Linked DNA regions of Homo sapiens: region 1 is linked to region 2. A link is a loop called in an ENCODE intact Hi-C map of the cell type or tissue named here. Cell type or tissue: prostate gland. All regions are shown on one strand. Links, peaks and the distances in the headings refer to the core of each region. The heading gives the core; the rest is flanking DNA. Region 1 holds the start of GFI1B (growth factor independent 1B transcriptional repressor). Region 2 overlaps AK8 (adenylate kinase 8).

Region 1 (15,358 bases), core at 4,717-12,716, 170 kb before region 2:
GGGTCCTGGAGCTTGTGACCGCATCAGCCACCAACCTGGGGCTTGGTTTTCCTATCTCTTAAAAGGGACGGTTGGGCTAAGAGATTTCTAAACTTCCCTTTTGCTCTAAAATCCCATGTAGAATTCGTTGACCTTCAGTGAGAGATTGAACCACCTTGACTAAAAGACTTGTCACTCGGGTTCCCCTTTTGGGAGGGTTGGGTAAGACTCAGCTGGTTCTCAGGGTCAGCTACAGAGAACCTTTTTGACTTCCTTTATGTTTAAAGACTCAAGGGAGGCCGGGCGTGGTGGCTCACGCCTGTAATCCCAGCACTTTGGGAGGCCAAGGCAGGCGGATCACCTGAAGTCAGGAGTTCAAGACCAGCCTGGCCAACATGGGGAAACCCCGTCTCTACTAAAAATACAAAACTTAGCTGGGTGTGGTGGCAGGCACCTGTAATCCCAGCTACTCGGGAGGCTGAGGCTGGAGAATCACTTGAACCCAGAAGGCGGAGGTTGCGGTGAGCCCAGATGGCGCCACTGCACTCCAGCCTGGGTGACACAGCGAGACTCTGTCAAAAAAAAAAAAGATTCAAGGGGAAAACAAGACTTGTCCGTGGAGGAGTCGGGGGAAAATGAGCCCAGGTCAGGCCCAGGGGCCCCAGCAGAAAGTAATCATCATCATCATCACCATCATTATTATTATTATTTTGAGACAGAGTCTCACTCTGTCACCTGGGCTGGAGTGCAGTGGTTTGATCTTGGCCCACTGTAACCTCCACCTCCCAGGCCCAAGCGATCCTCCCATCTTAGCTTCTCGAGTAGCTGGGACTACAGGCATGCACCACCACAGTTGGCTAATTTTTGTATTTTTTGTAGAGACGGGGTTTTGCCATGTTGCCCAGGCCGGTCTAAATCATCATTTTTATTTGAAATTTAGAAGGAGTTCTCAAATGTCTCCTCCAAAGCTCAGAGAATGCAATGTCAAAAGTGAGTGAATCTACTTCTGGGTATAGACCCAAAATCATTGGAAGGGGAGACTCAAAGAGATATCTGCATACTCATGTTTATAGCAGCACTATTCACAATAGGCAAAAAGTGGAAGCAACCCAGGTTTCATGGCAGATGAATGTCCAAACAACATGTGGTCTATGGCCAGACTTAGTGGCTCACACCTGTAATCCCAGCACTGTGGGAGGCCGAGGTGGGCAGATCACCTGAGGTCAGGAGTTCCAAGACAAGCCTGGCCAAAATGGCGAAACCCCACCTCTACTAGAAATACAAAAATCAGCCAGGCATGGTGGTGGGTGCCTGTAATCCCAGCTACCCAGGAGGCTGAGGCAGGAGAATCGCTTGAACCCGGGAGGCAGAGGTTGCAGTGAGCCAAGATCGCACCATGGCACTCCAGCTTTGTGACAGAGACTCTGTCTCAAACAAACAAACAAACAAACAAAATGTGGTCTAGACATATGATTGAACATTATTCGGCCTTAAAAAGGAAGGAAATGCTGGCGCATGCTACAACATGGATGAACCTGAAGGATTTATGCTAAGTGAAATAAGCCAATCACAAAAGGACAAATACTGTGTGATTCCTTATATGAGTCCCTAAAATAGGCAATTTCATAGAGACAGAAATAGATAGAGGTTGCCAGAGGTGAGGGGAAGGGAATGGAAGTTACTGTGTAATAGGTATGAAGTTTCAGCTTTATGAGATGAAACAGTTCTGTGGATGGATGGTGGTGATGGTTGCACAGCCATGTGGGTGTACTTAATACCATTGAATGGTACGCTTGAAAATGGCTAAAACGGGAAATTTTATGTTATATGTATTTTATCAAAATAAAAAGACAAGTGAGTGAATGAAACTCTTTCTGCATATCTCTATATTATAGACTAAAGCAGCTCCCATTGGCTTGAATTCCTGGCAAGGAACACACGAAAAGCCTCCCTCTAGACTAAGAGGGGGTGGTGTTTGCTGATGTTTCAACCAAGGGTCTGGATATTGTGGCACAGACAGTGAAGAATCCCATTTGATCAGGCTGTTTTCCCTGGGTGATCTGGAGCCATCTGGTCCCAGAGCCTTTGAAAATCCTTGTACTGTCCAATAAGATTCCCACCCACCCTACCCTGCCCCGCTGAAAGCTTCGGGGCAATGGTCTGCGCTGGTTTTGAGTGATTCCATTAATCAAACCGAAACCAGGTATAGCTCTCCAATGTTCCCCAAGAACTCTCTTCAGGAAGACCAAACTCTGACAGAAAGAGCAAGGGGAATTACGCATTTTCTTGTCCAAAGAATTCCTTCTGCAATACTTCCGAGGACAAGAAACTTGACACTTTGCTAGACTTGGAAGAAATATTCTGCCTGTTGCCTACTAAGAAACATGCAGGCGCGTCCAGGCGGTCAGGTGCAGCTCAGCTGGCTTCTAATATCTACCAGACTCATGCCCACAGATTGTAATCGAATTTACTCCCTAAGAACTCGTGAAAGCTCTGGACTTTCTCCCCGGAAAAATGTACACGGGCACATACCCACGGCGATTCTGCAGACCTCCTCTTCACAAGTCCTGTTTTAGAGTGAGCATGTCTCCTCAGATGCCTCAACACTTAAACTTGGTTTTTTTTCTCCAAAAATAGGTGGAAAGGGCTAACAACAGCCACAGGGAAAGGCGAGCTGAAACAGTACCTCTCCATGGTCGGTCCTATTGTTCCTGGAGCCTGGGCAGTGTGTGGGAGAGGGCAGCCCTGTCATCTCCCCTTAGTAGGCTCTGGAGGGGAGAGCGCCTGACTCTCAAAGTGTCCTGGGAATTTGGCTGGGCGCAGTGGCTAATGCCTGTAATCCCAACACTTTGGGAGGCTGAGGCAGGTGGATCGTTTGAGGTCAAGAGTTCGAGACCAGCCTGGCCAACATGGTGAAACCCGTCTCTACTAAAAATACAAAAATTAGCCAGGCGTGGTAACACGCGCCTGTAATCCCAGCTACTTGGGAGGCTGAGGCAGGAGAATCGCTTGAATTCGGGAGGCAGAGGTTTCAGTGCAATCGCACCACTGCGCTCCAGAGTCTCACTCTGTCTCAAAAAAAAAAAAAAAAAAAAAAAAAAAAGTGTCCCAGGAACTTTAGTCAAGTCCCTAAAGTCTGGGACTGTCTCCGAGGGGGAACACAACTCAGGCACTTGGAAGTGTGTCTCCCTGAGCACTGCCCAGGTCCCCAGGACAGCTGGGTTGTGGGTATGACTTTGTGCCCGAAGGTGACGTCTGTCAGCCTAAAATCAAATTTTGAAAAGTGTTTCTGCGCAGCCGGCAAAGGCGCAATTCCTAGCACAGTGGCTCAGACGAGGCTACGTCCTCACCCTGTTTCTCCCTTGGCTCCTTGCCTTCCAGAGCTTTTCCAGCCCACCTCACCTTTCCTAGGACCGCAGGAGGAGCCAGGGAGCCTGCTGTGAAGCCACCTGCGGCGCACAGGCACATTTCAAAACAAAAGCGTAGAAACGCATCCTCCAGCACTCACCTGTCCGGAGCTGTCCCTCGCCTGGGTTCTGCCGGAGCTTCCCGAGGTGGGAACTGCAAAGCCTCTCTCGGGACTGGCCTCCACTCTGTCAACTGTGTGACTCTTTGCACAAATAGATACTTCTCCTTTTTGCTCTGTCTCTCTGTGTGTTTTTCCTCTTCTGTTCCCCTCCCTGATTTTCAATCTGATTATTTGTGTCAAAATCTGGCGGTGAACAAGCAGCCAATGAAGAGAGCGCGGGAGCTCAGCCGTATTTGCTTATCAAAACTTTCCAGGACACAAGACTTCGAATTCTCATTTCTAACCCTCGACACTTGGAGCGGCACGCTTTCTCTCTGCAGAGAAATTCAGAATTTCGCTGGAAATTTTGAATAACATCTGCACAAAAAGAAAGTGATGGCTAAATTATTAAATTTTAAAAATTAAAGTTAGAAAAAGCTCTAACTTATAAAACTCGATTTTGCATAGGGAAGTCATTGCTCTTTGGTTTTTTTCTTCTTTCTTTTCTCTTGCCTTTTTTCTTCCTTCCCTCCTTCCCTCCTTTTTCCTTCCTTCTCTTCCTCCTTTCTTTCTTCCTCCCTCCCTGCCTCCTTCCTTCCCTTCCTTATTTTCCTTCTTCCTCCCTCCTTCTTTCCTTCCCTCCCTCCCTCCTTCTCCTCCTCTCCTCTCTCTCTCTTCCCTCCTTTCCTCCCTCCTTTTTTCCCTGCCTCCCTCCTCGCTGCCTCCTCCCCTCCCTCCCTCCCCAAGTTCAGCACCCTGAGGCTTGTGAGAGCCAGGCTGGTGCAATGCCCCTAGTACCCGAGCCGGCCACATGCATAGAGGCCCCTCTTGTCCTTGCAGAGGTCATATCTCAGAAGAGACATCAAATTTGCATTTCCCCCAGATATGACCTTTGAGCGGGTAGAGGCACCCTGGAGGTGTGGCAGTGAGTTCGGAGGCCAGGAGACGCTCGGCCTGCTGAAGCTGCCATACAGATTGAAGGCCAGGTGCCAGAGCCCGTGTGTGCTGCCCTCTGGTGGCAGACAAAGTGATGGGGAGGCCAGTGGGGGCCTCTGGGGTGTCCCATTGATGCTGGGGGGAGTGAGGGCGGTAAAGCTTGGCTGAGCTGGCTGGGGCATTTCTTCCCATTTGGCAGGGCGTCCCATCCCCTGGCTCCCCACCTTCTCCCTCCTCCTCTGGCCCCCGCCTCCTCCCGCTTGCAGGATGACTGATTTATTTCAGGAGGTTTTGCATAAGATGAGAACGCCACAAACAGAGCACTGTTAGGCTGCTTTGTCTGCTCTTCCAGCCCGGGTGCTGGAGATATTATGTTTCCCTCATAAAGAAAACAAGTCTGGTGACAGGAAGCCCCAATTTAAACTGCAAGTCCAAGGTTCAAAATGAAGAAAAAGGGGTGTTTCAGGCGAGGTCTTTCTGCTGGGCCAGCCCTGGAGCACCAGCCAGGAGGACACAACCCTGTGGTCACCAGGCCTCAGTAATGCTGGGGTGTCAGTCCCAGCCCCAGGCTACAGACAGCAGACCACTGCTCCCAGCTCTGTGGTCTCTCTTGGTGGAAAGAAACATCTTTTTAAAAAATTATTATTGGCTGGGCACAGTGGTTCACGCCTGTAATCCCAGCACTTTGAGAGGCCGAGGCAGGCGAGGATCACTTGAGATCGGGAGTTCAAGACCAGCCTGACCAACATGGAGAAACCCCATCTCTACAAAAAATACAAAATTAGCTGGGTGTGGTGGCACATGCCTGTAATCTCAGCCACTTAGGAGGCTGAGGCAGGATAATTGCTTGAACCCAGAAGGCAGAGGTTGCGGTGAGTCCAGATCGCACCATTGCACTTCAGCCTGGGCAACAAGAGCAAAATTCTGTCTCAAGAAAATTATTATTATTATTATTATTTTCTTAGAGACAGGAGTTGGCTTTGTAGCCCAGACTGGAGTGCAGTGTTGCAATCATAGCTCACTGCAGCCTCGACCTCCCTGGCTCAAGAGATCCTCCTGCTTCAGCCTCTTGAGTGGCTGGGACTACAGGCGCACCACCATGCCTGGTTAATTTTTTTATTTTTTTTAGAGATGGGGTCTTGCTATGCTGTCCAGTCTGGTCTAAATCATTATTTTTATTTGAAATTTAGAAGTTCTCAAATGTCTCCTCTAAAATTCAGAGAATGCAATGTCAAAAGTGAGTGAATCTACTTCTGGGTATAGACTCAAAATCACTGGAAGCAGAATCGAAGAGATATTTGCACACTTACATTTATAGTGGTACTATTCACAATAGGCTGGTCTTGAACTCCTGGCCTCAAGCGATCCTCCTGCCTCAGCCTCCCAAAGTGCTGGGATTACAGGCACGAGCTGCTGTGCCCAGCCAGGGACACATCTTGAGTATTCTGTGGGTGTTGTACATTGCCAACAATCAGCTAGAACTGCTTGTCATTATGCAGAAAACTTAAAATATTCTCTCCAAGTCAACAAGTCCCCAGTTTCCTCATGTTCTCACTTCCCTATACACACATACACACATTTTGCTACTGTAAACCAGCGTGTCATTTTCCGTGAAACATGATTTTATGGAAGTGCTTCCTAAGTTCGTTTGCAGCCTTTATTGACATCTTTAATGGTTTCACCATTAAATCTTTAATGGTTTCATGGTTTATCTCACCAAACGCTTCCTCCACTTGTTTAGGGTGTTTTCTAATAGGAAGCGGCTGTATCAGGCACATGCAGTTCAACTGCTGTTCTAAGATTGTAATCCCACTTTAGGGTCCCTACCTTCCCCCGTGAGTAACTGACACAGGGACAGCCTTCCCAGACCCAGACCAGGGACCCAGCCTGCAGATGAAGCCACCCAGGTTCCCCTTGATGGGAGAGCAGTGGCCAGGCAGCCAGTCCCCTGGCATAGCAGTTGAAGCCAGGAGTCCCCAGCCAGCCTCACCCAGGCCCTTACAGCCCTGGACTTCCCATGCTCTGTGTCCCCTCCAGGGCTGCCTGTAAAGCTACCAGCACTTCCCTTAGTGAGCAGCCCTGGAGTCAACACCTTCATTTAGTCTCTCCCAAGAGCTAAATCGCTTCCGCATTCCCATGCCCATTCATCAGTTTATTCATTCATTTAACAGTTACCATTAGGTACCTTTCGTGTATCAGCTCTTTCCTTCCCTCCCTTATGTAACACATGTGTATCGAGTGCCCACAACAAGGCACCACATGCTGGGGTTTCAAAAAACAGCCGGACTTTTCATATTCCTTCCTGGTCTAGAGGGTAGGAAAGAGCAACCTGAAATTTACAATTTGGGGTGACAAGTGCTGTGATATAAACATAGTATACAAAAGAAGCCTGGGGCATTTGGAAATGGACCCAGGCTTGGGGGGGTTGGTGAAGGAAGTGATATCTAAGTTGATGCCTAGGCTAAGTTAGTTGGGAGAAGGAAGGTAGGGAAAAGTGTCTCAAAGAAGAACAGCATTGTGCTAAGAGCTGGAGGTCCCCTGAAGGGAGCTGACAGCAGCCAAGTTCATTAGGGAAGAAACGCAGACTGAAGGAAGGGGAGGGAAGGTTAGGACTTTTGAGAGCTGAGCCTAGAGAAAGAAAAAGAACAAAGATCAGGAAGATTCTTCCCTGGTTTAAAAACCTTCAATAATTTCCCTTTACCTTTAGGACAAAAATCTCAGCTTCAGAGATCAATACTCCGTGTTTTTCACAATGTCGGCACCCTTTCAAATAACAGCACTTTTCCAGATGCGAGTTGCAGGAAGTTTCAAAAAGATGGGGTCTTGCTCTGTAGCCCAGGCTGGTCTTGAACTCCTGGTCTCAAGCAATCCTCCCAAGCTCCTGAGTAGCTGGGATTACAGGTGCATGCCACCGTGCCCAGTACAGAAACACAATTTAAACTCATTTAATAATAACAATGAAACAATTAATTCATGTCACAGAAAATTTTCAGCTTCTGACATGGTTGGATCCAGATGCTCAAATGATACTGTCTGGAATCTCACTCATTCAGGTCATTGGCACTTCTCGTGCCCTCTGCCTGGATGGCCTAACTCTCTGATTTCCCCAAGCCTGTCTCCTTCTTGTCATCCAGGTCTTAGCGGAAATGTTACTTCTGCAGAAAGACCTCCTTGACCTTCAACTAAAGTAGGACCTCCCCACCCCAGTCACTTTCTATTCCTTCACCCACCCCTTTCTTCTTAGCATTCACACTTATCTGAAAATATCTTGCTTGTCTTCCCTTTTTTTTTTTTTTTTTTTTTTGAGACGGATTCTGGCTCTGTCGCCTAGGCTGGAGGGCAGTGGCACAATCTCGGCTCACTGCAACCTCCTTCTCCCAGGTTCAAGCGATTCTCCTGCCTCAGCCTCCCGAGTAGCTGGGATTACAGGTGCCCGCCACCAAGCCTGGCTAATTTTTTTGTGTTTTTAGTAGAGATAGAGTTTCACCATGTTGGCCAGGCTAGTCTCAAACTCCTAACCTCAAGTGATCCTTGCCTGCCTCGGCCTCCCAAAGTGCTGGGATTACAGGTGTGAGCCACCGCGCCTGGCCATCTTCCTATCTTTTAATTCATTTATTTATTGCTCTAACTTCCCACAAGGAATGTCCATGCTACAAGAGCAGGAACTGTTTTTCCAGGCACACAGCTCAGGGCTTAGACTCTCCAGGGCTTAGAACAGTGTTTGGGAGACACTAATGATATCTTCACAGAGTGAATAAATGAATGAATGAATGACTCTCTCTCCATCATCTCGGCTTTGCTTCCCTCTGTGTTGGCCTCATCCTCACGCCATGATCTCTACCCACTTTATGCGGCTCTTATCTCTGGGCCTAGGAACCCCAGTGGAAAGAGAGATTCCTCCTCAATTGTTTCAGAAAGATTGCTAGGGTTGACTCTGATTGGCCCAGCCTGGTCACAAGCACATCCAGCACCAATCATTGTGCCCAGGGGGAGGGATATGGGCCTCTCATTGGCCGGGGCTGGCAGACTTTCCCGCCAAAACCATGAGGTTGCTTAAGTGTAGAGGAAGAGGTGGGTTTGAGCAGGAACAACAGCTGTCATTAAACAGAATAAGGCCAGAGAGGCGTTTGGAGCCATGGCTTCTATCTTCTACCTTCTAACTGTCCTCTCATTATCACCTGGATATGCTGTGTCCTTTCTTGCCTCACCTGTTCCCCTTGTCTGGAATGGTTCTTTCTCTTCAGCCCCCTCCTTCACAGCTCAATCCAGCTCTCAACGCCTCCAGGAAGCCCTCCCAGACGCCCCACAATCCAGGGAGTCATCTGTTGTCTACAGATTTGGCCCACCCGTGACGACCCTTGGATTCCTGTCTTGCTCGGTTACTCATGGGGCCTCACTTGCTTTTCGGTGAGACTGGGGGCTCCTTAAGGGCAGGAACGTCATGGGGTCCTCTGTCTGTGGACAACGGGCGTGGGCCGGGCCTCAGCACACACGCTGGCCTGCAGGGACCATATCAGGGCTGAATACATGGGAACCACCACTGCTGAGGCCGGGCCACGGGCCCTCTATAAGGACAGCTCCGGCAGGTGCAGGTGGGCTGGGGAAGCTCTGTGCGGGGGTCGTGGGATATTGGGGGTGAATGTTCTGTGCCGGGTGGCACCGGGGCTACGACACTCCCAGGCATCGGCTGTGTGAACTTGGGCAGCTTCTGGCCTTGGCCCAGGACAGCCACAGAATGTGACGGTCATGAGCTGAACCCAACAGTCCTGGGAATGGGACAATGGACCCGGTGGTCCCTGCCCTCCAGGGGCTCCCAGAGAGCCGGCTGGGCATTGGGGCTCGTCTGCTCTATGTACATCTTGGTGCCAGAAAAGTGCCTGCTGGCTCTGTCCCGCTGCGAGTGCGCTGAAGGGTGGACAGCAGTGGGCAGCAGGCCAAGTAGGAAACGTCCACCTGGTCATCGGCGGCTACGGACCTCTTTCCAGGTCCAGGCTCCTTACCGGGGGCTGCAGGCAGTCGACGTGCGGGAGCCCGGCTTGCAAACCCTGCCTGTCGTCGGGGCTGGCACTGCCCTCCGACTCCCCACCCTACGACCCAGGCGCTCCGCTCCACACGGGAAGCAATTCACCATCCCACCACACGGTGGCACTCCTGCCTACCTTTCCTCGAACAAAAACCAGCCTGAAAAAAGTGAAAATAATTATCTGTGTACAGGTACATGCTGTTTGAATTACAAGAGTAATATATGATCAGAGTTGAAATAAGAAAAAGAAGAATATGCACCTGTGTCCCATCCCCATTAACTATTTTTTCACTGAGACAGAGTCTCACTCTGTCGCCCAGGCTGGAGTGCAGTGGCTCCATCATGGCTCACTGCAGCCACGACCTCCTGGGCTCAAGTGATCCTCCTGCCTCAGCCTTCCGAGTAGCTAGGACCATAAGCACACACCACCACACCCAGCTAATTTTTGTTTGTTTGTTTTTGAAACGGAGTCTAGCTCTGTTGCCCAGGCTGGAGTGCAGTGGTGCAATCTCGGCTCACTGCAACATCCACCTCCCAGGTTCAAGTGATTCTCCTGCCTCAGCCTCCCGAGTAGCTGGGATTACAGGCGCCCGCCACCACGCCCAGCTAATTTCTGTATTTTTAGTAGAGACGGGGTTTCACTATGTTGGTCAGGCTGGTCTTGAATTCCTTACATCAAGTGATCTGCCTGCCTTGGCTTCCAAAAGTGCTGGGATTACAGGCATGAGCCACTACTCCTGGCCACCTGGCTAATTATTTTTTAAAAATTTTGTAGAGACAGGGTCTTGCTCTGTTGTCCAGGTTGGTCTCAAACTCCTAAATCCATGAGATCTGCCCACCTCGGCCTCCCAAAGTGCTGGGATTACAGGCGTGAGCCACCACACCCAACCCAATTTTTTTTTTTTTTTTTAGACAGAGTCTTGCTTTGTCACCCAGACTGGAGTACAGTGGCATGATCTCAACTCACTGCAACCTCTGCCTCCCTGGTTCAAGTGATTCTCCTGCCTTCGCCTCCCTAGTAGCTGGGATTACAGGCACGTGCCACCATACCCAGCTAATTTTTGTATTTTTAGTGGAGACAGGGGTTTGCCATGTTGGCCAGGCTGGTCTCGAACTCCTGACCTCAAGGGATCTGCCAGCCTCAGCCTCCCAAAGTGCTGTGATTACAGACGTGAGCCACCATGCCCGGCCAACAGTAACGTTTTTGAAGTCTATTTTTCTTGTTTCTTTCTCTGTCTCTCCTTCTGTCTCTCTTGCCCTCTTTTCCTCCCTGCTTCCCTTTTCCTGTCTCTCTTTCCCACTTGTATGTGTTTATAATGTTTTCAATTCAAATTAATCCACATTGACCCTTTGCTTTTGAGTAACCACACAGGCAGATGACAACTCCCCCAGCTTGGAAGTTGAAGTCCCTTCAACCCTCCTGTCTTAGGGAACCTCAGATGGGGAAGGGCAGTATTCAGGTGGGAGGCCATGGGGTGAGGTTTGGGGTGCATCCACTTCTCGAGATGGCTGGTGTGCCTCAGAGAAGCATGGAAGGAGTGTGGGGGGGACACAGGGAACTTGGGTGGGAGTCAGGGACTCTGGGTGCAGGTGAAGTACAGGACAGCGTTCAGGCCACAGGCCTGCCTGAAGCTCCCCAGAAACCCTGGCAGGGGTGTCAAACCCATGGGCCCCACTTCTAAGTTTAGGAAATAACAAGAAGATTGACAAGTCCATCTGGGCCGGGCGCAGTGGCTCACACCCATAATCCCAGCACTTTGGGGACTGACGTGGGAGGATTGCTTGAGCCCAGGAGTTCAAGACTGGCCTGGGCAAAATAGTGAGTTATTATTTCTCAGCAGAAATATTCAACAGCTGACTATAAAACTCTGCCCTTTCTCTCTTTAACTGGATGGTTAAGAGCAGTCTTAGTTGCGGCAGGGTTAGGGTTAGGTGATGTCAGCTTGATTCTTATCAGGTGAGTGGTGCTAATTTACATGGCAGGTTGATTATTAATGAAACACCTGACATTTGGTTACCGCCCCATAAACTCTTGATGACTTCCGCATTGGTGTTCTCCCTAGAGACTCACAGAAATCCCACTCTGAGGCTGCAGAGATGAAGGAGGAGCGAATGAAAGTTTGTTGAAGCTTACCCTGGGCCAGACAGGGTGGAGGGGCTTTATACGCCTCATCTCTTAGTCTTTTGGAGCATTTTGCCGCAGGAAATTACCGAGCATATGATGGAAAACCAAGAACCAACCCCCAGGCAGGGCTGGCGCTATGGTCAACCACATAAGTAGGGGCAATCTGCCTGATCCACTAGGGCACAGACACACCCCCCTGGCCAACCTTTTCTGATGAGCACCACACTGCACGTCACAGATCAGGAAGCGTGGCCATGGATGCATGCAACTCTGTGCTCTTCCCAACAAGCTCTCTCTCTGTGTGCGTGCGTGCGTGCATGCGTGCGTGTGTGTTCATTAGCCAGCCTTAGGAGGGTACAAATCTCCCAGTGGGTCCTCACCTCCCCAGTCAAGCCCCTTCGAGTAGCACCCCCAGCAGGTACTGGCCTGGTGTCTGGGCAGGTTCAGCAAACAGAGGAGCTTGCTGTGGCTACTGATGGGGAGAGGCCCTGTCTCCTGTCTGGGTCAGGGAGGCTTGGACCCAGGGCTTGGCTCCAGTCTCCAGACCCAGGAAGCAAAACCTCAAAGGAACATATAAGGAAATGAAGAGCACTGTGGGAAGACTTCAGAGAATGTGCACCCCTTTGCAGAAGACTTGGGAATAAAAAACCCATTTAGGAAAGATCCCTCTCTTCTCCCATCGATGGGGTTCCTTCTCAACACTGATCAGCACTAAGAATGTGCTGGAAGGCGGGAGGCTGAGGTGGGGGAATCAACACCAGGGAGCCCTCCAGCAGCCAGGATTTGCACGCGATTTACATCTATTTTGCATGTACCGGCCGCCTTCGGAGATTTTAACTGTTTCATGAAATTTTCCCTGAAGGATGAACATTGTTCTCTTCCTGCTGCTTTTTAGCAAAACCCATGAGAGTCAGGGTGATGAAAAGAGGTTCCTTTCACCAAGGATGATGGAGATGCTGGGGAGAGTGGGCTTGTGAAAGTGGTCTGTTAACACATTTCTGCAAGATGAATGGTTTGCAGTTTTAAAGGGGCCCTTGTAATAAGCTCATTTGGAAAACAGGAAAGAGTCCTTTACAAATCATCTCACCCAGTTCCAGCAATCCCACGCACGGGTATAGACCCAAACGCACTGAAAGGCACGCGGAAAGATCTTTGCACACCCGTGTTCACAGTAGTGTTATTTACATCAGCCAAAAGGTAGAGGCAACCCAAGTGTCTGTGACAGATGAATGCATACATGGAATGTAGTTGGTCCATACGACGGAGTATTATTATTCAGCCTTAGAAAGGAATGAGGCTGTGACACAGGCAACAACCTGGATGAACCCCGAGGACGTTATGCTAAGTGAAATAAGCCAGTCACAAAAAGACAAATACGGTCACTTCATTTACCTGAGTTACCTAGAGTAGTCAAAATAATAGGGACAGGCCGGGCACAGTGGCTCACGCCTGTAATCCCAGCACTTTGGGAGGCTGAGGCAGGCGGATCTCCTGAGGTCTGGAGCTCAAGACCTGCCTGGCCAACATGGCGAAACCCAGTCTCTACTAAAAATACAAAAAAATTAGCCAGGCCTGGTGGTGCGCGCCTGTAGTCCCAGCTACTCAGGAGGCTGAGGCATGAGAAGCGCTTGAACCCGGGAGGCAGAGGTTGCAGTGAGCCGAGATCATGCCACTGCACTCCAGCCTGGGAGACAGAGTGAGACTCTGTCTCAAAAAAAACATAAAACAAATCATAGAGACAGGAAGTGGAATGGTGGTTGCCAGGGGTTGGGGGACAGGCGACTGGGGAGTTTGTATTTAATGGGGACAGAGTTTTGGTTTTGCGAGATGAAAAAGTCCTGGAGATGGATGGTTGTGGTGGTGGTTGTGGACTGATATGAACGTACTTAAGCCGATGCCACTGAACTATACGCTTAAAAATAATTAGGATAATAAATTGTATGTTCTGTGTACTTTATAACAATTAATTGATAAAAACCACAAAACCTCCATGCCTCTGAGGCCTTCATTTTCACAAATGGGGAAAGCAGAGGTACAGCGGGGTGAAGTAAGATCTAGAACCCAGGGAATGTTCCTACCTTGCGATTAGGATCTCAGACTCTTCTTACCGAATATTCTAATTATATTTTGACCTTCAAATATTTTTTAAACATTTATATTATATAAAATTTCAAACAAAAAAGCGAATTAATCTTATCTAATGAACACCCCAATATCTACTACCTATATTCAACAATAGTTAGCATCTGCCAGATATGCTTTCTGTCCCCTATGCATATCTAAGTGTATACAATTATATTTTACTTTAATAAAATGTTAAAAATACATATATTGCAGCCCAGGCATAGTGGCTCACACCTGTAATCCCAGCACTCTGGGAGGCTGAAGTGGGAGGATTGCTCGAGCCCAGGAGTTCGAGACCAGCCCAGGCAATGTAGTGAGGCCTCGTCTCTACTAAAAAAAAAATTTTTCTTTAATTAGCCAGGTGTGGTGGCATGCATGTGTAGTCCTAGCTACTCAGCATGCTGAGGAGAAGGATCACTTGATCCTGGGAGATAGAGGCTGCAGTGAGCTATGATCACCAGTGCACTCTAGCCCAGGTGACAGAGCAAGACACTGTCTCAAATCAAATAAATAAATAAATAAATAAATAAATAAATAAATAAATAAAAGAATGGCTGGGCACTGTGGCTCACACCTGTAATCCCAGTACTTTGGGAGGCCAAGGCAGGTGGATCATTTGAGATCAGGAGTTCGAGACCAACCTGGCCAACATGGTGAAACCCCATCTCTACTAAAAATATAAAAAATTAGCCGGGCGTGGTGGCACATGCATGTAATCCCAGCTACTCGGGAGGCTGAGGCAGGAGAATCGCTTGAACCCAGAGGCGGAGGTTACAGTGAGCCAAGATTGTGCCACTGCACTCTAGCCTGGGTGACAGAGCAAGAGTCCATCTGAGAAAAAAAGAAAAATATGTGTATACACACACATACACACACACACACGTGTATATATGTGTATATATATAATAGATATCATGACACTTCACCCATACTGGAGCATGTATCTCCTAAACATAAGGATATTGCTTTCATACATAATCACACAACTACAATGTCATTATCGTACCTAAGAAAATTATCAATAGTTCCCAAATGTTGTCGAATATCCAGTCTATATGGACATTTTTGCAGTTTCCCCCAGTTTTCTTTGATAGTTCCTCTTTTAGAATCAGGATCCAGACAAGTTGCAAGCATTGCATGAGTGTATTATGTCTTTAGCTTCCTTTATGATGGAAGAGCACCCCCTGCCCCTTTCTTTTCGTAATGATTTTTTCCCCCTAAAAGAGCCCAGGCCAGTCCAGTAGAAGGTTCAGCATTTGGGATTTTCTCATTGTTTTGTCATGGTGCCATTTAACCTCTTCCTCCACCTGCTGTGTCTTAGTCCATTTTCTGCTGCTATAACAGAATGCCACAGACTGGGTCACTTATAAAGAAAAGATTTATTTGGCTCACAGTTCTGGAGGCTGGGAAGATTGAGGGGCCACATCTGGTGAGGGCTTTTGTGCTGCATTACTCCATGGAGAAAGGCAGAAGGGCAGGCAAGCACCGAAGACAGAGAGAGTACAGGTGGGGGCTGAACTTCCCTCCCCAAAGAACTAATTCTCTCCATGGTAACAGCATTAATCTACTGATGAGGGCATGACCGAATCACCTGTCAAAGGCCCTGGCTCTTAATTCCTTCCCAATGACAATTAATTTCAAAATGAGTTTTGGAGAGGACATC
Region 2 (15,358 bases), core at 2,898-10,897:
ACTTTCCCCTAAAAGCGAAAGTCCTGGTATGTAGAAAAGGTGATGTGGAAGACAGATCATTATCGAGTTGTTACCTGTGCCCCTCCCACACATCCCTACATTTCCTAAACATTTCTGTCTGGGAAAGGTCCCTCATGGCCTAATAGAACCCGAGAAAAGGCGGGAGATTTGAGAGAGTTTCAAGAAGCTAATTTGCACCCTTTCTGGTAATGAGACCTCACCCTAGCAAATGCAGCCATCGTAATACAAACAAGCCAAACCAGCCCCCAATTGGGATGATGATGTGTTTTCAAGAGCCTTCCGTGAGTCCAGATCCCAGGAGGTGTGGATCAGAGCTCAGCCAAAGTGCTGCATTTTTAAGGGGGAATTAATATTCTCATCACTAAATGCACACTAAAGATCGACCATAGACCAGTTTTTCTCTTTTGTTAAAAACTTGCAAAGAGTTGCTGAGTTGAAAGACAAAGTAAATCTCCCCATCTGAGGAGGTAAGCGGAATGCTATTTCTTGTTTTTAGCAGAGCAGCCTCGGCCAGCTGCAAGCTGTCTTCCCGTGGAGGGGAGACCCTGAGGGACCCTCTGCCCGTTTCCAGCAAGCCTTTGCATGCGGTGTGTTTGTACTCGCTGAAGACAGCGCATGACTCTCTAAATAATTTACAAGTTGATTAATAGACTCACAGGGGTATAATTAGAAGAGGGAGAGACAGTGGGTACAGTAACCGGTACAGTGCTTGGGGGAACAGGAGCCTTTATTTTTTTAAAGAAACTTTCTAGGGTGCTGGGCGTTTGAAGATAAGTTGGGAAGAGCTCAGTGCCTCTTCTCTTTTGAAGTGGAAATAGGACAGTTTGAATCCGTCGAGTTTAATTTTTCACAAGCTTTAGGGGCCCCGCAGTGCAACTCCCTTTTTATTATTGAAAAAACTCTACATTTTTCTTTCATTTTTCTACACACACACACACACACACACACACGCCAAGCAGTAAGTAATAAACACATTAATTTACTCTTATTCTATGTGGATTTCCTTCGCGTTGCCTCCCCCAGGTGTGTTGGCCTCTGTCCCTTTGGTACCCCCAACCCAGAGCCCCCGCTGTAGGGTGGCCTAGAGGTTTATTAATGGATGCCCCCTGTAATTTATGCATTTTAAAGGAACCCTCACCTCGGTCTGACAATGCTTTTGAAGTAGCTCCTTTTTTCAAGTCAAACTTTTGACTTTTCCGCTGGGACTGCTACAAAGATTTCCTCATGGAAACTAGGTAGGAGTCTTTTTCAGCCAGAGAGAAAGCTGTGGCCAAGATAGCCAAGCAGAGTGGCAGGGTAAAAGCGTTGTTTGCATTGTGGGGGCTGGAGGGCCTAGGAATGAGCACAGTTAGAGGAAGCGGGTGAGCACCTTTGCTTATCAACAGGTTTGTGCCCCCGAGGGTCCTTCTCTTTGATTTTTTTTACACTAGACTTTGATTTTGAAAGTGTGCCTTGTCTTTCTCCGGTATGAAAATGATGCTTTGCCAGGAGGCAGCCCCGTCACCAAAAGATCAAAAAGCCTTTGCTCAATGGCTAGTCCAGTGGGGAAACTGAGGCAGTAAGTGATGCCAGATTCATTCATGCATCCATTCGACAACATTGTCTCCCCAAGAAGAATGGGCGCTGCCGGAGGGGGGTAGGTCTGGCCTGCTTAGCGCTGTTCCTTGTCACTGGCTGGAGCCACCATAGGGGCACAGCCAGATTTTCCTGTTGGGCTGAATGTCAAGTGTTGCTGTGTATCAGGCATCCAGATTAAAAAAGAAACCCAACCCAACCCTGACATTTCTGGGAAGTCCAAGGAGAGCCGGAGTGCACAGAGTCATCCTTGCTCTGACCAGAGCTTCTAGAAGCGTTTCCCTCTCCGTGGGCAGCCCCAGCGGCTTCAGAGAAGAGCAAACCGCCAGTGCGCTCAGCTGTGAAATTGTCTCTGACAGGCCTGACCCTGGAGGCCCCGGGCCTTCTTCTCCAGTCGGGAGGTCTCTCAGTGTAGCTGTCTGGGCAGCCCTTGGCATGGCTAGAGCTGTGCTCCTGCCCCTCACAGACCCCCCAACGGCAGGTGCAGCTTGAAGCCTCTTTCCCTCTGGGAACATCCTCGCCTGACGGGAGCTGACACGGGTTCTTTCTCATTGGGCTGTGAGCGGGGCCTGCAGAGGCAGGGGCAGGACATGAGGGGTGAGGAAGAGGTGGCCCCAGTGACCCTCTGCAGCCTCTACACTTATGATCAGGGAGGTGGGACTTGCTGGGGTTTGTCAACCAGAAGCTGGCTCTGAGGTTTCCTGTGCAAGGGAACTTGGCACAGCCTCATCGGACATAGAGGGAGGGAAGCGGGGACCACGCCCTGCAGCTTCACACCTGTCGCTGCTGCTCTGGGTGACAAGGGCACACCCGACAGAAGAAGCAAGATGGGAGCAGAGGGACACGGGAGGGGGAGAGGCGAGGGAAGAGACTTCCTGACATACAGAGGGATGTACCTGCTCCCACCCCCCTCCCTGGGAAGAGCCTGTGGAAGCCAGGGGATGCGGGAGGCAGGGGAAGGGGAACTCCTTCTCCTCACCCCTCACTGCAGACCTCTGATTTACCCCATCCACGATCTTGATTGCAGGACTCTGACCTCCCCCCAGCCTTTGGTTGGTTTTTACTGGGAGATGAGATGGCCTCATCTGGGACCTCCCTACCCCAGGATCCCCCTGTTTCTGCTCACGCTGTCTGCTCGGCCGGCTGCTTCAAGGGCTGAGGAGTCAGCTCCCGCAGGGCTCATGGTAGGAGCTCAGCTAGTTTAGTGGAAGAGCAAGCCTGTGGCAGTTGACCTGGGTCCCTGTGGTGTGGACAATCCCAGGGCCCAGATGCTGCCCTCTGCTGCCTGCATTTCTATTCGGGTGAGGTCCCTCTCCATGGGCAGCCCCAGTGGCTTCAGAGAATTAGTCTTTTTTTTTTTTTTTTTTTTTTTGAGATGGAGTCTCACTCTGTCCCCAGGCTGGATCGCAGTGGCGCGATCTCGGCTCACTACAACTTTCGCCTCCTGGGTTCAAGCGATTCTCCTGCCTCAACCTCCTGAGTAACTGGGACTACAGGCGCCCACCACCACGCCCGGCTAATTTTTGTATTTTTAGTAGAGATGGGGTTTCACCATATTGGCCAGGTCTCCATCTCTTGACCTCGTGATCCGCCAGCCTCGGCCTCCCAAAGTGCTGGGATTACAGGCGTGAACCACCATGCCCGGCCCAGAGAATTAGTCTTGAAGGAACAAAGAGGAGACAGGTCACAGGGGGCAGCATGCAGCCTGAAGGATTTCTAGAAGGGAGGCAAGTGACTGTCACTCCCAGATGGGAGGGGCCGTGGCTCAGAATCACACAGACTTGGTTCCCATTCAGACTCTGCTTCCTCCCAGCTGTGCTCCTGGGCAAGCCATGCGCCCCCTCAGAGCTCCCTTCAGTTTTCCCATCTGTAAGGCGAGCTTTCCTAGGATCCCATTTGTTGGCTTGCTCTATATAAAGGGAATTGTGTCTGTAATTCACTAATTACTTACTATGGTCACTGGTTGTAATCACTGATTACTCACCATGATTATTATCAAGAATGGAGTTGCCATCGTCATCATCTTAGTGGTAGTAATGGTACTCACAGCAAGTCCTGTCGGGTGTGAATATATTTTATATATGGGGGATTTTTTATATTTATTTATTTCCCATGACTGCTACCAGCTTTGGGGACCTAGTCCCTGCGGTAACTGGGAACTGACAAAGCTCCAGTTTGCATTACTCTGATGCTCCGTGATATGGTTTGGCTGTGTCCCCACCCAAATCTCATCTTGAACTGTAGTTCCCATAATCCTCACGTGTCATGGGAGGGACCCGGTGGGAGGTAATTGAATCTTGGGGGTGGTTACCTCCATGCTGTTCTCGTGATAGTGAGTTCTCACAAGATCTGATGGTTTTATAAAGGGCTTTCCCCCGCTCTGCCCCTTCGCTCTGCACCTCTCCTGGCTGCCGCTATGTGAAGAAGGACGTGTTTGCTTCCCCTTCTGCCATGATTGTAAGTTTCCCAAGGCCTCCCCAGCCTTGCAGAACTGTGAGTCCATTAAACCTCTTTCCTTTATAAATTACCCAGTCTTGGGTATGTCCCCCAAGTATCTCTTGTAGCCTAACAAGCTACCCCCCAATTTAATGGCATAAAATGACGCTGAGTTTATTATGCTCCTGATTTAGTGGGTCAGGGTTTGGGGCAGGACATGGCAAGGAGGTCTCGACTCTGCTCTGTGCTGACTTGGGCTTAGGTGGGATGCCTTGAACTGCCTAAGAGAGCTGGGCTGGCTCACCCGGGGATTTACATCTGGATCTCAGTTCTGGCGTCAGCTTGATTCCTTGGTTTTTCTCCACGTTGCATCTGCAGGGATAGTGTGTCCAAGACGGATTCTTCATCGCCATGCCCGGTGCCTGGGAGGGCACGCTTGGAATGGCTGGGGCTGGCCAGGCATCTTCCCTCCTCACAGCCTCTCCGTGGGGCTGGCTTCACCTGCCTTCTTACTTGGTGTCTGGCTGCTCCTGGCACAAGCACTCCAGAGAGTTCAAGGGCGGCAGTGGTTGGGGTGGAAGGTGGGGCCAGCGGCCAGGCATCCCATGACTTCACCACAGACACCCCAGGATACACTTCTGTCTGAATCTGTTCACAGAGCTTGTCACTGGGGCCAGCCCAGGTTCCAGGGAGGGGATTGAGACACCGCCCCCCTCCCGCCCCCTGCCCTGGGAGGAGTAGCAAAGAAGGCGTGGCCATCTTTAATCTCCCACACCACACCGGGGAAGGCTTGATGTGAACATTTTAGTTTTGTTCAGGATGGGCTGCACCACGTGCCTGGGAGGCAGCCACAGCCTAAGCAGCCCTCAGGAGCTGGATCCCCAGGCGACATCGGGTGCCACACAGGGGCCTACCAATACCTCCGTGGCTTTGGAGCCCAATTTTGTCCCCATGAAGAGGAGGAAGCCTTGGCTAGGAGGTAAAATGAGTCGCCCAAAGGCAGGCTGCAAGTGGAATGCAGAGCGCAGGGCAGAGTTTGGGCCTCTAGTCCTCATCGTCACAGTGCTCGTCCTCCTAAAAGTCAGGTGGCAGCAAGCAGCCCCAGAGCTGGATTGGCTGGATGCAAATCCAAGCTCCACTACCTGTGAGCTGTATGGCCATGGGCAAGTCACTTCCTCTTCCTGTGCCTTAGTTTTCTAATCTGTAAAATGGGATACTGTGACTACTTCTTTCATAGGGAGAAAACTACATGAATTAATATTTGTATTAGAACAAAGACATGCTTAGAACAGGGCCAGGCTCATCATATGCACTGTAGCATACATGCTTGGTGAGTCAATATACTATCATATCTTTTCCCTCCCAGAAAACTGGGCTCATGGTTCTGTTTGCTGCTGACTTTCTTCTCCCAGATTTCGTGGGCTATGGCATCCTTGCTGCCCTTGAGATGTGGGAGAAAAAACTGGTTCTAAGCCCTGAATTCATTAAAATGGAAGGAAAATCGTGTTCCTTAAATGCTTTGATCTGCAGTGTACACTTAGTGAATACATCACTCTTTAAAATAATCCAGTTCACATGCAGACTGGCCGACCTCTGCTCATTTTCCCAGATACTTTCATATTCCATTGAAAGATGTAAAAATGTACTTTAAAATAAAAATTGTCAAATCATTCTGCACAGTGTGGCTAGCCGAGCATTTCCAATAGAGAAGTTTTACTAATTTGCTAAGTGATGTACCAGTTGTTTATAGAAGAATGTCTATTTTTGAATGGTCTCTTTTGTCACCTAAAACTTCATTTGAAAGGGACAAACTGGCCAGGCGTGGTGGCTCATGCCTATAATCCCAGCACTTTGGGAGGCCGAGGCAGGCAGATCACCTGAAGTCAGGAACTCAAGACCAGCGTAGCCAACATGGTGAAACCCCATTTCTACTAAAAATACAAAAAAAATTAGCCGGGCCTGGTGGCGCACTTCTGTAATCCCAGTCACTCACGAGGCTGAGGCAGGAGAATCTCTTGAACTCAGGAGGTAGAGGTTGTAGTGATCCGAAATCGCGCCACTGCACTCCAGCCTGGGCGACAGAGCGAGACTACTCCGTCTCAAAAAAAAAAAAAAAAAAAAGGACAAACTGAAATATTCACTGTTGGGCATCTCTGCCCCTCAGGTAGCTGTGTCAATGCCGTGTGGGCACCTCAGTCTTGTCTTTGCCTTTTGCCTGAGTAGACATGGTAAAGAAGAGAGTGACAGAAAGTGGGTGGCCCTCTCCAAGGGAGGAGGGGCACAACATGGCCTCCTAGTCTGCAGGGCACCCAGGGCTGATGTACTGACTTCTCTGGTCTTGAAAGAAAATCCAGTATTAACACATTGTTATTTCCTGGCGCCATTGTCTGCCAGGCAATTTTAAACGTTGTTAAGCAGTAGAGATATTAGAGTAGAAAGGTTGGCGTCTAAGAAAACCATGGAAGGCATCTGTTTCATCTCCTACTTGGGGAACCAAGGCCCGGCCAGATGGGGGTTTGTCTGGGGCAATTGACTTGAGTTTACCAAAGAGCAAGCTAGATCCAGTGGCCTTACCCTCCCTTAGGAATTGCAGGGTGCGGCCGATGGAACAATCCCAGTTTCTCCTCATTCTCTTCTCCAGGGTTTGGAAATGTTCTGTGCGTTGCTGGCGGCGTTCACTTGGGGGATGCAGAACCCATGTTTCACCAGCAGGTGGTAGTAAATAACAAACAAACGGCATCACCAACAGAAACACCTGGCGCCAGGTCCTGGCACTGGGGCGCTGCAGGGCCTTCAGGGCACGCAGGATTTCTGGTGACGGCAGCGAGACGGGCTTGCAGGCCCAGCTGCCGGGAATCAGTGCCATCCCGAGAGTGATGGCCTCCAGAGATGGGAGGCGTTCGGCTTTCCTTGAATTAAGTCAGGGCCTGGGCAAACCTCCCAGCAGCCTAGAGTAGAGCCCCTGGCGGGATGCGAGCCCCGCTTCTTTCAGGCACCAGGTTGTGTGAAATGGAAATTAAAAAACAAAACCAAAAGCAACCCCTTTTCCTCCTCCACAGTCCTGTTCCTTTTGTAAGATTCCCTGGACCTCCTGGGTCCTATTGGGATCCTTCAGGAGGGGCGGGACCCAGGGACCCAGGGACCACAGGAGAAAGAGAAGCAAATGCCAGCCTCCCCCATGAACACTGATGCTCATCTTGACATCAATTTCAAGGAGGGCTTGAAGAAGGAAAGAAGTTACACCGGGCAGTTTGAAGCGAATGTGAGGGATGAGGAGAGGCAGTGTGGGTGCGGTGTAGGTATGTAGGTGTGTTTGCTAGATGTGTTTGTGTAATGAGGGTGTGTGCTTCGTGTACTATGTGTGGATAGGTGGGTATACAGTATGTGTTGTGCACGTGGTGGGGTGTAGGGGTGTGGGGGTGTGTGGTGTGTGTGTGTGTGTGTTTGTAGCTGAGTGCATGAGCACATGTCTGTGTGTGTGCGTGCCTGTGTGTGTTGTAGTGTGTCAGGTGTCGTGTGTGTAGACATGTATGTAGTGTGTGGGGGCGTTTATGAGTGTGCATGGAGGGGTGACGTGTGCAGGGCATGTGCAAGGGTGTGTGGGGAGGCACTCAGCTCTTTCCTGTTTGCCCTAGGGTGCCAAGGAGGCTCACATGGCTTGTCGTGAGTCTAGCAATCAACCTTAGCATGTTTTTTATCTTTAAGCCACTGGCTGAAGGAGCTATTTCCTTCTCTCCACTTTTTGTCCTATCTTTATATGCCAGCCCCAGAAACCTTAGTGTCCCTCATATCTTCTCCCTCAACAATAACTGATGGGCAGAAAGCCAAGGTCCCTGCAGGGCTGGCTCTGCGGTGCGGACAGCAGGCGGCGGCGTGGCGCAGCAGGAGGGGCCTCTGGTGCCTGCTGGAAAACCGCAAGCTGGCCTGGGTGCTCTCTCCGAGCCCTTCCCTACTCACACCCATCAGCTCTGGAGCTGGATGTGACCGAGGGTGACTGAAGCCAGACCTGCAGCCCGGGAGGAGTCAGTGCTGCCCAGTTGCATCTCATGGGTGTCGGGACTCCTGTCCGGAGCCGTGGAACTGCTGTGCGGGAGGGAGCCCAATGGGATCCTGGGCCTTTAGACAGGACTCCTTCCCCTTCGAGACAGGAGGGTGGGACACGGGCCCGCGGTGGGGAGTGGAGGCCTGGGAGCATCCCACTTGCCACCATGGATCCCCATCTACCCCCATGCCAAGGGCCAAGCACACCCAGCCCCGCGGGGAATAAATGGATTGAGATTTTAATAACCTGGAGGTCAACTTGAGGACTGCCATCTTTTATGGAAGATCTTGAGAAAAAAAAAAAAAAAAACAAACGAAACCATGTGGTGTGGCCTTATGAAATAATGAGATACTCATATCTTGCAGTTGGCTAAATTTAGGGCTGACAGAACACTCCAGAGAGGTAACCCTTGGCGGTAGCTTTGTATGAAGGGTGAGATGTTAACTGTCAAGCCCAGAAATCAAGCCTGAGGCATCTGACTTAATGGTGAAAGACTTTAGACCGCACTGAAAAATCTCTGTCTGAGAGGAGGAGAAAGGGTAAATGGACAGCATTATCAAGAGGACTCGAAACTTCTGGCAGAGCACAGTGAACCAAGGAGCAGCTTGTTCTCAGCTTTGTGCTGAGCTGGCCAGTCAGACCATGTGGGGCTGGAAACGTGAGTCCATAGCTGGCAGGAAAATCCAAACAAGCCACAGCAAAACAGACACCGAGCCTCAGAGAGGCTGGGACAGGAGACATGGGTGGGTTTGGGGAATTTACACTAAAGGCAGGGTCTTCAGGGTTCACCCCTCACTCCTCAACCCTGCGTGCTGCCACTGAGGAGAGATGCTGACTGGGAAAGGTCGGTAGCCTCAGAGCAGCACCCAGTGGGGTCTGTTGCTTGTCTTGACCCAGATGGGAGAGCCCTACCAGGATCCAGGATCCCTGTGCGCTGGGAGAGGACCAGTGCAGTTCCTTAGCCACGCAGCCCCAGTGAGGAACTGTGAGCCAAAATGTGTTGCTGTTCCTTATAAAAGGTTAAAGGACTCGAACGAGGAGCTTTCGCAGGACTGCTAACACAGGCAGATGTGGGCAAGTGCCCGTGATGCCAGGCTTCTGGGCAGAGCTTCCGGAACTGGTGGAGTTACAGGACGGCTGGAGGCCACCCAAACTGCAGGTCCCCCAAAAGGGAGAGCCGCCCATGGCCTTCGGGGGAGATTGTGTCCTTTGTCACTTTAGGAACGGTCTCTCACAGGGGCCATTTCAATCTGTTTTAAGCATTAAATGGTTTCCTTTAAAAAAAAATCACATTTTTAGTGGAAAACGTTAAACACATCTAAAAAGCAGAGAGAATAGAATAATGAACCTGTGGGAGCCATCGCTAGTATAATGAACCTCACGTGCTTGTGGCCACCCTTGTTGCATCTAGAACCACCCTCCCCTACCCCAGAGACCCCTCCCAACAAACCCCAGGTGCTAGTGCTCATTCTTTTGGCTGCATATTTAATTCACGAGTGGGTGATCACGTAGAGATGAATGGAACGACTGAGAGGAAGCGTCTCCCTTGGTTATTTTCTGTTGCCGCAGGACCTGATTCAGTGCTTGGTGAGAAAAGTCCTTAAGTTCTCTGGCCCATGAACGCTTGAGGAACTAAAGAACTTCCTGGGTTTTGGAAATGGTTCCCTTTTTTCCTTCCCTCCCTCCCTTCCTTCCTTCCTTCGTGTTTATTAGATGCTTTCCGTGGGCCCAGTACTGTGCCAGGTGCTGGGGTATAGCAATGAGCCTGACCCTACTGGGGGGATCCCTGCTTTCATGGGGTGGGCATTGGGGTGGGAATGCAGGTATTAAGTGGATACTACATCAGTTGTTACTGATGTGCGCTTGTGATGAGCCCTTCCAGGAAGTGCTGGCTGCAGAGCCTGTGTTTCCTGATTCCTGCAGAGAGGGGTTTGTTTGGGTTTTGGCTCAAAGTGGGAACCAGCGTGAGCATTCCCTTTCTTCCTCAATCTTTTGGAAATTTGGCCCTCCCTGCCTCCGACATCCCCAGCACTTCCTACTTCTGTGACCTCTGCTTTCCTGCCAGGTTTGTGTTGCATTACATCCGGGTGCCCTCTCACCTCCACCACCCTGGGCTCCATGAGCAAGGGCTTGAGTCCGATTCATGGAGCGTGAAGTGGCGGCCACCCTTCCCCCTCCCTCTGTGTGTGTGTGTGTGTGTGTGTGTGTGTGTGTGTGTGTGTGTGTGTAGCATGTATGTATGTGTATATATTAATATAGTCACATATGAATATATGTTTAAATTAGACCATGTATACAAGCCGTTTATTTACCTGCTTTTTTCTCATTCTGTCATAGACTTCTGCCTCGACCTGTCTATATTAACTTTGCAAGTTAATATAGAGATTGTTTTTAAAAGGTTGTCTAATATTCTATTGCAGAGATGTACCTTCTTTGATTTAATCTGTCCTCTATTGATGGACATTCTAGATCATTTCCAGTTGTCACTATTGTAAACAACACTGAAATGGACATCTTTGTATACACATCTTTTTCCCCTCTTAGGTTCAAGTTCTTAGAAATAGGATTGCTGGGTCAAAAGACATGTACATTTTAAATTTTGATGCAAGTTGGGAAATTCTCTCTAGAAATCTTTGTCAACTAACAGAAAAAACAAAAACAAAAACCTCATTGTATTTCTATCTGGCCTTCCATTTTTCCCTCGAGTCAGATTTCTCCTCAGTTGAGAAACTTTGTATTGGTTCGTAAGTGGCCAATGTGAGGGACTCAGGGGCTCCAGGCCATTGGGTAATGAGGCAGCAGAACAGTTGGGGGTGTTATGGGCCGGGGATCAGGGTCCTATCCCAGCCTGATCACCAGCTGGCTAGATGACCTTGGGCGGGTCACTTAAACCACAACCTCTTTGGGCTTCAGTTTCCTAACTTTGAAACAAGAGGTCAATGGGATGACCTTCCAGGCCCTCAGAAAGCTGTGGCTCCAAAGGTCAGACCACCTACAGTGCAGCTGGGTTTCCAAGCCATACTTGATTATTAGAGATGACACTCAGAAAATATTTGGTCCAAATAATTCTCACCGCTAAACAATGGAGGCCTTAGTGGGCCTGGATTATTAGCGGGATCCACCATTCTGATCTCAGCCAAATGCGGCCTCCTTAGTAGCCGTCCTAGGCCCGGTCAAACCATCAGCCTCCCATCATTTGGTTGATTTTCTTCACAGTACCCATGACTCTTAGAAATGGTTATTTGTTACCTGGGTAATGTTTGTCTCCCCGAGACAGCGTGAACTTCAGGAGCCCGGGGGCCTTGGCAGTCAGGCTTGCTGCGTAGACCGTATCCCATGTCCAGCACAGTGCCTGGCACAGCCTAGATGGTCAGCAACTACCCACTGGGTGAATCGTGGGGATAGGATTATTTCTGTATTGGTTTCTTCTTTCCGTGAAAATATCTGTAAATATTAAGGGTAGACCTGGACTGGAAGGCTCTATGGCAGATTCTTACCCTACATTGTTTTAAATCGGTATTTATTCATCCTGGCAAGAAAACACAAGGTCTCTGGATCAGAGGACAGACCAAATTCTTTCACACAGTAATCTCAGAGCTGGCTCCCCACGCCCCAGTTCCTCACAGGCAATGTGGAAAGAGCCAAGTGCACCCCGAGTGTACAGGGGGTCTATAGCAGGAGGGGAGCCCCAACACTGTGACTCTTGGAGCTTATGCAAGACAACATGCCAGCTCCCTCCCGAGCTTTACTCTGGAAGGAACCGACTCTGACTCCGACTCCTTCTGGGGAGAGGAGGAGGAGGTCACTAGGTTTACAGCCCTTTGAATGTAAACAAATGTCTCGAGGCAGAGGTCCCTAAGTCTCTCTGGAGGTCTCTGTCTTTAACTTCCAAGGCTGTTCTTAATCTGTCATCCTTTATCCCAGGTGCCAACAGTCTTTGCTGGCACGCCCTGACCACAGGCAACCGTGAAAATATTCGTGAAGCATCACTTCCCCACACACATCTCCTGAATTGAAAAGTAATAGCCACCACCTTTGAGTGTCGGCTGTGTGCCAGAATCGTAAATGCGGTGTGAGCCGGTCACAACAGGTCCTCTTATCCTTTCAGCAGATAGGAAGCTGACGCTCAGAGAGTGAGAGACTGCCTGGAGATGAGGCAGCAAGAAAGGGAGGAGCTGAGATGAGACCTGGATTTGTGAATGCCCCAAGCCCATGTTCTGTCTACAACCTGGCTTCCCCAAAGTCTGGTCAAGTTGATTTTAACAGAGTTGATTACTTTTGAAATATTTGAAAAAGAGAAGCCTTCTATTTATTCAACACCTACTATGTGCCAGACATCTTTCTAGGCAGGGAAAAATGGGAGAGACATGGTTCTTTGTTATTATGGGACCCATCCATGAAAGAGACGCAGACATTAAAGAAAGAATCACCCAGAGAGAAGTATCTTTGTGATAACAAGGGTGGCAAGTGAGGGAGGATGAGAAGTGCAGGCTGGGGGCTGTCCTCAGAGACTTCCCTGGGGAGGGAACATCACACCGTGGCCCTGAGGCTGAGTTTGAAGGCTGGCCCAGGCAAGATGTGGGAGAAGGGTGTTCCGGATGGAGGAGGTGGCACGTTCGAAGGGAGGTGCAAGCTGGCAAGATTCACCTGGGAGGAAGGCAGGGCACAGACCTTGCCTTGGAAAGGAGACTGCTCTTTATCCTCGGAGCACTGGGGAGCCCCTGCAGGTTTGAAGCAGGGGAAGGGATGGGATTCGCTGAAGTGACTTCTCATTCATGCTAGATAGCCAGATGTTCTCGTTAAAGCAAAAACCCTTTTCTGCTCTTTCCTAGGGACTGGGGAAGAAAGGCTGAAGGGCATGAGAGAGAACACATTCAGGGAAATGCAGACTGCTTAGAATTAGGGTTATGGTTTTTTGGTGACAAGGGCAGCAACCCAGCAAGTCACGGCCACAGGGAAAACGGCTGGCAGTGATTTTTCTGCATCTCTTGCTTCCACGTTCACCTGGCTGTCAGCCTGGGGGGCCCTGTGGAAGGTTTCAAATGTGTGCTTCAGGCCCGCTTGCCAGACCCCCGGGCAGTCGGTAGGAGGGTAACCAGGCAGCTTCCAGAGAAACTGCCAAACTCACTGCCACCACACCCCTAGGAACCAGTTCCAATGGGGCCACAGTCATAGCAAACAATGGTAATATTTACCAAGTATTTCTGGAAAAATGAGTGCAAAGTGCAGGAAACACAGTGCAAATTGCTAGAACGCAGTACATTAGCAACATAGGACATTTAATGAGTCTGGGAAGAGACGTATGAATTTCAGGAAAATGTCAATTGCCGCAATGTAAACAAGAGGCTTCTCAATATCTCATTCTCCTTAGGACTTTATTTCAGTCTTTGGTTATAACTAGTTCTGTGATTCTTGGGAGAGACTTCGTTCTAAGCATCAAGGATGGGAGAATTGGAGAATTTTGGGAAAGGGGAGTGGGCGTTGCTAGCGCATCACAGACTGGCAGAGAGCTTTGGGGGCGCTGGCACAGTCCCACTTGAGGAAAACTGAAACTGCAGCTGGAGCTGGTGCGCTTCCAGGAAAAGTGTTTGCTGCAAAAACTGGGCCCATAGTGGTTGCTATGGTCTGAATGTGTCATCCCAAAATTCATATGTTAAAATCTAATCCCCAAGACAATGGTGTTAGATGGGACCTTTGGGAGGTGATGAGGTCACAAGGCAGGGGCCCTTGTGGATGGGATTAGTGCCCGTATAAGGGAGACCCCAGAGAGACTTCTCACCCCTTCCACCAGGTGAGGATGAAGCAAGAAGGCACCATCTGTGAACCAGAAAATAGGCCCTTTCCAGGCACTGAATCTGACTTGATCTTAGACTCCCCAGACACCCAGTTTACGGGATTTTGCTATAGCAGCCCAAATGGACTAAGACAGGGGGACAATCTGCTCACATCTCACTGGGTTGCAGGTGGGGATGGTGTCGTGTCCAGGAAAGGGAAAGACCGAGGTCAAGGTCAGCCAGTGCATTTCCCATCTCACGCAGCCCCGTTGCTGGGACCGAGGAGGGACCTGGGAAATAGGCACTGACAACCTTGTCCAAGTGGTTCCAAGTGGCTCCACCTAGACCCACTTCTTCAGCAGCTCAATCTATGGCCAAGTAAAGTTAGGAAGCCCAGGACCCATGGGCTGCCGGCCAGCAGGGTACTCACTTGCCCCCCTTCTCTGCAGTTCCTGACAGCCTCCTCATGAAGGTGCTGAGCCAGCGCCTGGACCAGCAGGACTGCATCCAGAAAGGCTGGGTGCTACACGGCGTCCCGCGGGACCTCGACCAGGCACACCTGCTGAACCGCCTGGGCTACAATCCCAACAGGTGAGCTGCCCCAGCCAAGCCAGCAGCCCTGGCCAAGCCCCTGGGCACCCCCTCTCCAGGGCTCAGCTGAAGGGGTCCAGGTTACACAAGCCTTCACGTGTTCCTGAAGTGGAATGTCTCCTGGTCATCCCCATTCCCACCCATCCCATCTGCCCGGTGGACTAGGAGTCAGGCTTGGGTTCAAATCCTGGCTTTCACCCTCCTTGATGGACCCTCATCTGTAAAACAGTAATAAATACCAGTCTTGCCTTCCTTGGGGAATTGTTATACAAATCAATGGATGTTTTCTTCTACTATTTTTACAGTTTCATTTTTATATTTAAATCTTTGGTGCAGCTGATATTTATTTGGATGTGAGTAGGCAGTATGAGTCCCCCTTTTATTTTTTCCCCAAATGGTTAACCATTTGTTCAGAGTGTTGAATATCACTGGATGTTCTGTCTTCCCTCTACTAGTTTGAACTTGAGAGCTCATCACAATTGTATATATTGTGGAGAGCAGTGAAGCCCACCAAAGTGAAAGCAAGCAAAGGCTATTTAGTCTGAGCTTGCAATAGCAAGGGGTCAGCCACCATTGCTTGGCGTTTTGGCAGAGGCTCACAGGCAGGCAGCGGAGGTGACAGCATTCTAGTGGAAGGTGGGAAAGGCTTCGGTTCTACCATGCCCCAGTTGGAGGCTGTTGGCTTGGGGAAGCTGGGTGGGTTAACTAGAGGCGGGGCCTCCTGTGTGACTGGTTAAGGGAACATATTTGGCTTTCTCTGGTTGGTCATACCTTGCAAATGGTGGCAAAAATGAGGGAAGCTGTCAATTCCTGATCAAGTCCTGGTCCTTTGGGGCTGATTGCTGCAGAGATTGTGGTCTGACACCCCGGGCAGGTTGCTGCAGGTTGTGGGTTCCAGTTCTCTTTTTATATATGGTCT

The links. Hi-C counts contacts between places; a loop is a spot of excess contacts. Peaks named below come from ENCODE experiments on the same cell type or tissue, not always from the same donor. Only the 100,000 strongest peaks of a DNase experiment are listed, where the experiment ranks them.
Region 1: it touches region 2 in a loop (2.5-fold over the local background); 31 of 110 quality-filtered maps call a loop at or near these places.

What each region holds. Positions count from the first base shown.
Region 1 is chr9:132,966,971-132,982,328 of GRCh38, reverse strand. It overlaps GFI1B (growth factor independent 1B transcriptional repressor), which reads right to left and starts at 3,635. Exons shown (of 7, transcript NM_001377304.1): 1 at 3,488-3,635. In prostate gland, for the core only: a CTCF peak has its summit at 9,530 (motif pointing right); a DNase peak (open chromatin) is centred at 9,518.
Region 2 is chr9:132,791,715-132,807,072 of GRCh38, reverse strand. It overlaps AK8 (adenylate kinase 8), which reads left to right. Exons shown (of 13, transcript NM_152572.3): 11 at 14,298-14,439. Among named protein-coding and RNA genes, the nearest start is that of AK8, 79 kb to the left of the region's middle. In prostate gland, for the core only: a CTCF peak has its summit at 6,743 (motif pointing right); DNase peaks (open chromatin) are centred at 6,782 and 7,950; H3K27ac peaks cover 1,895 bases.